2 separate regions of the Homo sapiens genome follow, and region 1 is linked to region 2. Evidence: chromatin contacts called from ENCODE Hi-C or POLR2A ChIA-PET data. All regions are on one chromosome and are shown on one strand. The core of a region is the stretch at or near the end of the contact, and the rest is flanking DNA. Distances in the headings are between cores, read along the strand shown.

The links. A loop is a pair of places that touch in the nucleus more often than their neighbours do. ChIA-PET counts read pairs that join two places held with the same protein, here RNA polymerase II (POLR2A). Pooled maps may share reads with other maps.
Region 1: a loop to region 2 is called in a map with no recorded cell type, with 12 times the contacts of the local background. The contact joins the promoter of THRAP3 here to the promoter of PHC2-AS1 in region 2. A Hi-C loop is called at or near these places in 1 of 37 single-sample maps with no recorded cell type and 2 of 50 pooled maps. POLR2A ChIA-PET finds 5 or more read pairs at or near these places in 1 of 52 experiments (activated T-cell).

Annotation. Positions count from the first base shown.
Region 1 is chr1:36,221,312-36,225,913 of GRCh38, forward strand. THRAP3 (thyroid hormone receptor associated protein 3) reads left to right here and starts at 3,132. Exons shown (of 12, transcript NM_005119.4): 1 at 3,132-3,194. RefSeq lists enhancers at 1,929-2,098, 2,309-2,608, 2,522-3,049, 3,009-3,218, 3,050-3,578 and a silencer at 2,759-2,878.
Region 2 is chr1:33,348,972-33,353,974 of GRCh38, forward strand. PHC2-AS1 (PHC2 antisense RNA 1) reads left to right here and starts at 1,381. Exons shown (of 3, transcript NR_125978.1): 1 at 1,381-1,476. All of the region lies in intron 9 of PHC2 (polyhomeotic homolog 2), which reads right to left. RefSeq lists an enhancer at 185-1,114 and a silencer at 570-1,089.

The DNA.
Region 1 (4,602 bases), core at 1,882-4,381, 2.9 Mb after region 2:
AGTTCTGCTGTTAAAATGCTATCAGAGCACTGCACGCTACAGAGAAATCTTTCATGAAAGAAATAGTCAACTTTTCATTTTCTCAGTGGATGAAAAGGGAAAAAAAAAAGAAAGGAAGAGTAAATGGATGGGGCAAACTTCATTGCTCTCTTATTATCAGAAACTGCCACATCCACCCCAACCTTCAGCAGCTATCACCCTAGTCAGTCAACAGCCATCAGCATAAAAGCAAGACCCTCCACCAGCAAAAAGTGACCACTTGCTGAAGGCTCAGATGACAGCATTTTTATTGAGACAGTTTTGCTCTTGTTGCCCAGGCTGGAGTGCAATGGCGCGATCTAAGCTCACTGCAACCTCCGCCTCTTGGGTTCAAGCGATTCTCGTGCCTCAACATCCCGAGTAGCTGGGATTACAGGCATGTGCCACCACGCCCAGCTAATTCTTTTGTATTTTTAGTAGCGACGGAGTTTCACCGTGTTGGTCAGGCTGGTCTTGAACTTTTTTTTTTTTTTTTTGAGACGGAGTTTTGCTCTTGTTACTCAGGCTGGAGTGCAGTGGCACGATCTCGGCTCACCGCAACCTCTGCCTTCTGGGTTCAAGCGATTCTCCTGCCTCAGCTTTCTGAATAGCTGGGATTACAGGTGCCCGCCAGCATGCCCAGCTAATTTTTTGTATTTTTAGTAGAGACCAGGGTTTCATCATGTTGGCCAGGCTGGTCTTGAACTCCTGACCTCAGGTGATTCACCAGCCTCGCCCTCCCCAAGTGCAGGGATTACAGGCGTGAGCCACTGCGCCTGGCCTTGGTCTCAAACTTCTGACCTCAGGTTATCCACCCGCCTTGGCCTCCCAGTGTTGGGATTACAGGTGTGAGCCACCACGCCAGGCTGACAGCATTTTTAAGTAATATTCTTTATTAAAGTATATATATTTTAGGTCATAACACTAGTGCACACAATAGACTACAGTATGATGTAAACATACTATATAACTTTAATATGCACTGGGAAACTTGGACTAACCTTACTGCAATCTTTGCTTTATTGTGGTGTTCTGGAACTGAACCTGCAATATTTGAGATATGCCTGTATTTCTTTTTTTCTTTTCTTTTTTTTTGAGACGGAGTCTTGCTCTGTCGCCCAGGCTGGAGTGCAGTGGCATGATCTCGGCTCACTGCAACCTCCACCTCCTGGGTTCAAGCGATTCTCCTGTCTCAGCCTCCTGAGTAGCTGGGATTACAGGTGCCCACCACCACGCCCGGCTAATCTGTAGTATTTTTAGTAGAGAACGGGTTTCGCCATGTTGGCTGGGCTGATCACGAACTCCTGACCTCAGGTGAGCTGCCCGCCTCGGTTCTCCCAAAGCGTTGGGATTACCGGCGTGAGCCACCGCGCCCGGCCTATGCCTGTATTTCTTAAAAGGGGAGCCAAAATTATGTATTTTGGTATCCATCTAGTTTACTACCGTGTTCCCAGTATTTTACACTGGGCATTGTATACAGTAGACACCCAGAAAATCTTTGAATTTAAAATTACATTGGTTCAGCCCCGTGGCTCACGCCTGTAATCCCAGCACTTTGGAAGGCCGAGGCAGGTGGATCACTTGAGGTCAGGAGTCTGATACCAGCTTGGCCAACGTGGCGAAACCCCGTCTCCACAAAAAGTAGAAAAATTAGCCGGGTGGTGGCATATGCCCGTAAAATCAGCTACTCAGGAGGCTTAGGCAGGAGAATCGCTTGAACCTGGGAGGCAGATGTTGCAGTGACCCAAAATCGCACCACTGCCCTCCAGCCTGGGCGACATAGGGAGAATCTCAATAAATAAATAAATAAATAAATAAAAATAAAATCAATTAAATTAGAACGTTTTAAGAAGCACTGCGCAGTACGTCGACCACAAGAAGTGCTCAAAGAAGGAAGAAAGAGTAAGCCGTGTGCAAGGAATGCTGCCGAAGCCACTAAGGGCAAGGGCTGATGTGGCGTGGTCTGCTACTTGAGTTGAGCCTTGCAGCTTTTCTCTTAGGAAGAGCATTAGATTTCTTTATTAATTGATGTGTACTGTGTCTACTTTTCTCTGGAGGTGCAGAAATCCATCAAAACTGATCTCGGCTCTCAAAGAGCTCACAGTCTTGTCGGGGAAGGCCCCGATACTTACAGAGTAAGATGCAAACTTACTGTGGGAACACAGGCATAGGGAGGAGCTAGTCAACTTTGAAAGCATCACAGATGACCTATGAGATGGGTCTTAAATGTTCAGAGACACTAGAGCAGAAATTCCGGAGGAAACCAGCCTGTGCAAAACTGATAAACGCAGAGATTCTCAAATTTGTAGGTGGGTAAGAATCACCCGAGAGATCGGTTTAAAATGTAGACTGCAGGGAGACACTCCCCGGTAAACTTTTGGTTCAATACCCCAGTAGCACCCATTTTAACAAACTTCCCAGGACGACAGTCAGAAAATCATAGTTACAGAAGGCAGGCTGGGGAGAGGCGGTTTCTGGGTCTCCGAATGAGGTCACACAATTAAAATTAAAAAAACGAAACCAAACCAACCCCTCCATTTGCGTTGCGCTTTCAGGGTGCTTGAGGCTTTCCTGTGCCTTACTTTGTCGGAGCCTGGCAACATCGCTGTGGGGTAGAAATTACAAGTCTCATTTCACAGGGGAGGAAACAAGTTTAGAGAGGAGGGATGAATTTGCTCAAGGTCACAAAGCGGAAGGGAGCGCAGCAGAGACCAAAAACAGGGAGACTCGACTTCCAACTCGGAAGCTTTTCAACAAGGCAAGCTGGCCCGGAGTGGGTGGGGCTCAGACTCTCCCTCCAGGCTGGTTCCAAAATGGTGGGGGCAGTGGCGTCAGCAACGCCCCCGCCCCTTCCGTCCACCGCCCTCCTCCATCTCCAGGCCACCCAGGCGGGGGGAGGGGACGGCCCCGAGCAACCCACGTGACCGCCGACAACCGAGCGCGTGACGCAAAGCGGCGGGCCCAACGCTCGCCTTGTCTTTTGGGAAACGTAGTTCTGATGGCAGCCAAGTCGGCCAGGAGAGGAGGGCGTAGGACTACATTTCCCAGGAGGCAGCGGGTCTACGCCGTCGCCGTCGTCGGAGAGCGGAGACGCTGGGCGCGCTGTGGGGCGGGGGCGAGGTTCGGGCTGGTTGTTCCGTTGCGAGCTGCAGCTGCGATCTCTGTGGTAGGCCCAGGTGAGTGAGCGCCTCTGATGGAAGTTAGGGCAGCTTAACCGGCTCTAGTGGTTTCGTCTCTTATCTTTTTTCCCCAGCTGCTGGTCAGGGGCTCGGGGAAGGCCTGGCGTGGAGTCGCTCCCCCCAGCTTACACCCTGGCCTCTTCTGAGCGGGCTCCGTTCCCTCCGGCTCCTCCCCTTCCCCGCCCTTTAGGTCTTCCCCTGGCCCCGGCCTAGCTCCCAAGGCTCTTGGTCGCCTTCTCTGCAGAGCAGCTCCTACGCCGCTTTATCTTGCAGTCGGCCTGGGGGCGGCCACTCCCTACTCCTCCCGTTTTGGTCGTATGAACCCCGTTATTTGGATTTCTTTTCCCGGAACTCCCGAGTGCCCTTCCCCCCACCCAGTCCCCATTGGCCTGGTTCGGTCTTCTCCTAGGGCGCATGTGGCTGCCACTCAGTAAATGTTAGTACCGCTTCCGTTCTTTCCAGCCTGGTGGCCAAAAACGGGATAGTCCAAATTTGTCTCCTACGGGAATATTAGAGTTCTCACTTTTTTCTTGGGCTGGAGCTGAGGCCGGCTTGCATTCCAGTGGCAATCGGCGTGAGTTCTGCTTATATGAGGTGAATTATTTTGCTTCTCTTAGCACCTAAGCAACTTTTATCAACTGTTGTCTTTGACTTTACAAATCTTAGGGGTGGAGCATGGCAGCAGAAGCTGGGGAGCAGCAATGGTGCACAGAAGTTGGAAGCCATCAGTGGCAGTACAGTGTTTATGGGGAATTTGTTACTTGGGGTGAAGGGAAAGCCTCTGAGAGTATAGAAGGACCTGGCAAGAGAGAGGCAGTGAAGCTTCTGTTGGGAGCATAACAGAAGTATCCTGAACCAGTTGGCTTGGGTTTAAATCTTGGCCCTGCTATCTTTTGATCTTAGGTCAAGAGTCTTCATCTCCAGCTGCCTCAGTTTTCTTATCACTAAAACAGCAGTAAGTAACAGTGACCCCTTTACAGGGTTATTGTGGAGACTAAATGAGATAAAATAAAAATCACTTAGCCACTGTTAAAAAGTAATATCATCATTTATAGGTTTTTTTTTTAGAGTGTGCGCCGAGAGAGATGAGGCGTGTATCACACCGTTATTTTTCTTCTGTTTCAGATGACCCTGACTTTTTTCGTTTGTGGAAGTACTGTTGTAGTCTGTTCTGTAATTCTAGACAGTCTGACGTGTGTATTATGATTTAGAAGCTTGTTAAATAGCCAAAACCGGCTCCTGCCATGAACAACTTGTGGAGCAAATCGGGCTCAGTTTGTTCTTTGCCGGGAGATGTATTTTGTGAGCCAATGTTCATACGTTAATGATAAGTTTTACTGCAGCCATTTGGGCTTAATTGCATTTTGTAAGAGAGTTGTGTTGAGGTTTCTGTAAGAAGTGATTT
Region 2 (5,003 bases), core at 131-2,630:
TCCCTGTCTGTGGACTTCAGTTTAAATACAGAATCTCACAAATCCCGATTTTAATGTAAAGAAGCAACAAATATAGTCTACCTTCATTTGGCATAGGAAGGAGAGAAAACGCTCTTCTAAAAATGGAAGAAAAGACACAGAACAGCTTGTCCCTTTCCATCCAATTAAAAACCTCGTGAGACTGAACTAGATTAAAAACAAAACTCTCCAGCGAAGCCGCAGGCGCCTCCAAGATAGGGAGTCCACCACCAATAAAGTACGGCAGATGCCAGCAGTCTCGTCCCCGAACGCACCGTCCGTCCCAGGGAAGTCGCAGCGGCGGGGAGGCCGGTCCTAGGTTGGGGCTGGGGTGGGGTGTGCGGGGCCTGGGGACGCGGAAGCTGCGGCGCGCCGAGGTGACACGGCTTCCAGGGGCGACGGGCGCGCAGGGTCCCCAGGCGAGCGAGGCTGGGGAGCAGGGCACCTCCCAGGCGCCGCGCGGACGAGAGCCGCGACTGGCACGGCCTGGCAGCCGCGTAGGCCCGGGCCGTTAGGGGCACCGAGGGCGGTGCCCGACTTCCAGTGCGGCGAGCGCGGCCCCCGGCCTCCCTACTGGCGAGAACCCCTCCCCCGCCCCGGCACTGACCTGTCCAGGGCCCGGCTGGGCCTGGCCGGGCGGGGCCTACGCAGCCCCTCGGCCGGGCGCCGACTCGCGCGGGGTCCCGGGCCCGGGCGGGCCGCCTCCTCTCCGCCGGGAGCCTCCGAGCCGGGGCCCGGGGCTGCCGCGGCGCATCCGACCGCACCGGCCTGGCCGGCGTCAACAAAGGGCGGCCGGGGCGCGAGGCCGGGACGGGGGCGCGAGGCCGGGGCGGGAGCGCGGGCGGCGGCCGGGGTTGCGCGCGCGCGCGCGGCGGGCGCTCGAGGGCTGCAGCCGCCGCGGAGACAATGCGGCGAGTCTGGGACGGCTCCCGCGGCCGCCTCCGCCGGGGGCGGGGCGAGGGAGCGGGGCGGGGAGGGGCGGGGCCGCGGGAGGGGCGGGGCGGACACGGGCCGCGCGCTTCCTTTGTGCGGCGAGCCCCGCCTCGCGCCCTCCGGAAGGCGGGTTAGGGACGCCCGGGGCTCAGCTTAGGGAGGCGGGCGCCACGCCACGAGGAGGCTGCCCTGATAGCCGGTGCAAGTGCTCCTTGGCGGGGCGGCCCGCGACTCCCGCCTTGGACCGTTCACTCCCTGAGGGGCCTGGGGGTCAGTCAGAAGACTAACGACCACCAGTCACCGAGAGCTCAGTTCGTGCCAAACCCTGCTCGCGCTGTCCCCGACTTATTGTTCACAACGACCCTACAAGTCATTCTCCTTCCCACTGGGAACCGAGGATCAGAGGGAAGTCATGGCCCGAGTGCCCCGGTCACACCTCCGTGAGCGGCCTCGGGCTCGCGGTTGAGGCTGATTGAGGAAGTGGGTTCAGGCGGCCCGCCGTGCCTGGCACACGGTCAGAGTCCCGTAAGTGTTGGTTATCTTCCCCAAGCGCACCGGGTGAACCTGCGCTGTCGTGGCGAAGCATACTCATTCAGCACGCGCGCGAGGGGCTGCGGGGGTACAGAGACGTGCAGCGTGACACAGTCCCCACCCTCAGGAGCGCGAGGCGCAGGAAGGTGCTGGACACACGCCAGGCACTTCTCTCCATTCTTGACTTCCCTCTGTTCCCAACATGGTCCCATTTTCTTGCCTTCCTTAGTATTCATATTCGTTGCCTGCCTTTCTTCTCCCCCCACCCCTTTCCACTCTCAGGCCTCATCCCATCTTCTTTGTTTACATTTATTTTACATTCCCCGAATATTTACTTAGCTCCCTTTCTCCTCTATTTTTCAAATTTTCAACCCCCCTTTTCATTAATATTCATATTTCCTTCTCCTCTGCCTCTGCATTTCTTACACTTATATTTTGTTTTATAAACTAGGGTAACACAGGATTGTATCCTCAACTCCTGTTCCCTAACATGCCCACACTTTCCTGCCTCCCTCTCTTAAGTTCCACCAGTTCTTCCTGGAATGCTCTTTCCTCAACTTTGCATGTCCAGGTCCTACCTATCCTTCAAGGTCCAGACTCAAGAACAGCAGTTGGCAAACTTTTTCTGCCAGGGACCAGAGAGTAAATATTTTAGACTTTGTAGGTCACACGGTCTGTGGCAACAACTCATCTCTGCTGTTGCCGCAGGAAAGCAACCACAGACAATATGTACGTGAAGGAGTGTGGTTGTGTTCCAATAGAACTTTATTTATGGGCACTAGAATTGGAATTTCAGATAATTTTCATGTATCATGAAATAGAATTCTTTTGATTTTTTCAAAAAAAAATTTAAAATGTAGAAATCATTATTAGCTTGCGAGCTGTACGAACACTGGCAATGTGATGGTTTTGGCCATTGGGCTGTAGTTTGTCAACCTCTGCTCTAGAACAATGCCTCGTCCTCCCTGAAATCTATCCTGAACATCTCTAGTTGGCAGTAACTTTTCCTGTTTTGTAGCTTTTAAATGACTTACCTCAAATCCATCTATGGCATTTATCGCATTTTACTTTCTATTGTAATTTTTTTCCTGTGCATTTTTCATCGTTTCAAGTAGACCTTCAGCTCTTGAGGTGGGGTACAGACCGTGTTTCTCAGTGTGCTACCTCCCTTCCCACAGTGCTTTGCACAGAGCAGGCATTCACACATACACAGAATGGGCCGGGCGCAGTGGCTCACACCTGTAATCCCAGCACTTGGGAGGCCGAGGCGGGCAGATCACCTGAGGTCAGGAGTTTGAGACCAGCCTGGCTAACATGGCGAAACCCTGTCTCTACTAAAAGTACAAAAATTAGCTGGGCATGGTGGTGTGCACCTGTAATCCCAGCTACTCGGGAGGCTGAGGCAGGAGAGTCACTTGAACCCGGGAGGTGTAGATTGCAGTGAGCTGAGATCACACCACTGCACTCCAGCCTGGGCGACAGAGTAAGAATGCATCTCAAAAAAAAAAAAAAAAAAAAAGACATACACAGAATGGATATTTAAGTCTTGGGTGGTTGACAGTTGTTTCCACTGTGTAAAGCTTACTTCTCTCATGAGATAGGACCTCAAGAGGAGGATGCTTGTTTGTATATCACCATGATTAGATTTCAGAAAGAAAATTTTGAGAGCTTTATGGAGGAGAAAGGCAAATGTCAGTTCATTTAGGGGTTTCTGGATTACAAACACTTGAGCAAAAAATGTTGATTACCACTGTTGCGGAGACAGGGCATGAGTACTCAGTGGGGTCCCATATGGTACTTCTATTAGCAAATTGGTAAAAGGCAAATAAAACATGCTATATAATTTACAGGTGGCAAAGTTAAGCAGAGGTGTTAGTATAATGAATAGCAGAATTCAGATAGAAAAGATTCCTGCCCCACCACTTGTTTTTTTCTATGCCTCAGTGGTCTTACCTTTAAAATGAGGATGATAAAAGTTGCTACCTCAGAGGGTTATTGTCAGGATTAAATGAGGAAATATGTGTAGTCTAGCAGAGAGGGCTCAGTAAATATTAACTATTAATCATTACTGTTTTCTTGCTAGGCTGGAACTATGGGCTGAATTTACAAGGTAACACTTAACAGATGTAAGCAATTATATTTTGGTTCAAACTATAAATTATACAAGTTTGAGACTAGGGAGAGCTGGCATGACAGCAGTTCCAGGTAAGACGAAACCTCAGAAACAAAAATGAAACCCAGCTCTCTGGAATTCAGGTGACAGTGCTCTGTGAACAACAGTGTCATTCCTATAGGGTGGGAGAGTTCACGGGGGCCATTCGTGCACCATCCTGATGAAGGAAGGTGAGCGAGTGACTACCGTAGGAGTCAGAGTCATGGCGCTGCCCTTTCAGAGCCGCGGGACCTGGAGCCCCTCAGCCTTTGTTTCTGCCTCTGAATAATGGGGCGATTCTACTTATGTCCTAGGGCTGTCGTGAGTGAGTAAAGGACTTGGAACAGTACTCAGCATATACTAAGTGTTCAACAAATTTTGGTTCCTCCCTACCGTAAAACATGGATCTAGGGAACAGCCCTGCCCCTGAAACAGGCCTCTAAAGACTAGTAGCTGTTTATATTTGGAATTAATGTGCTCAATTTTGGGGACCAAACGTTAGGAAAATTAATGAAAAGGTAGAATGTAGATAGACAAGCCTGACCAGAATGGTGAGAATGGAGGTCTTGATCTGTCATAGGTAAAAAATGAAAAAAAGTCTCAGATGTTTAGCCTGGAGATTTTCTCTTTTTTAATGGGGGGAGAGGCAAGAGACAGTCCGACAACTGTCTACAAACACTGTATAAGATGGACTCTTATAATTCACAAGACAGAATCATGACCAATGCTGGCAAATTCCAAGAGAGCAGGTTTTGACTTCATTTGAAAAGCAACTTTCTGATAATTAGAGCAAATCTACAGTGGAATGGACTGCTGTTCAAAACCCCTTCTCATCTGCAAGTGTGCAAAGAGAGAAGAGATGACCTCCTTCCCATCCTTTAATTTTCCTGCTGTCCTTTCTCCATATTCTCTTCCTTGATCCTGCTTCTGTTCCCTATAGAACCTTCGTACTCTTTTTGCCCTGCCTTGTGCTAAGGTATTTTTTTCTTATTTCTCCATCAATTTCTAAACTCTTTTTCTCTTTCCTGTTCCCCGCCCCTACCCCCTCAGCAAACACAGCACAATGACTGGAACTGCCTCCCTGAGTTGCAGGTGGTCCATGGCTCAGAATGTCACTGAGATCTGGGCCAACAGTGCTGTGCAAACTGGCAGAGAGGGGAAGGGAAGCAAATAGATCTTTGCAGAAGGCGGAGGTACTGCTGTGCCTCTCCCATCCGGGTGAAGGGACCCAGCAGAGTCTCCTGAACCCCAGGCAGGGAGAAGTCCACTTGTAACTGAGCCCGCACAGATGGACAGATGGGGATCCCAGAGCTGAGCAGTTTTCCTCAGAGATGCTTCCTGTGAGCTGAACTCATCTGAGTCCCCTTCT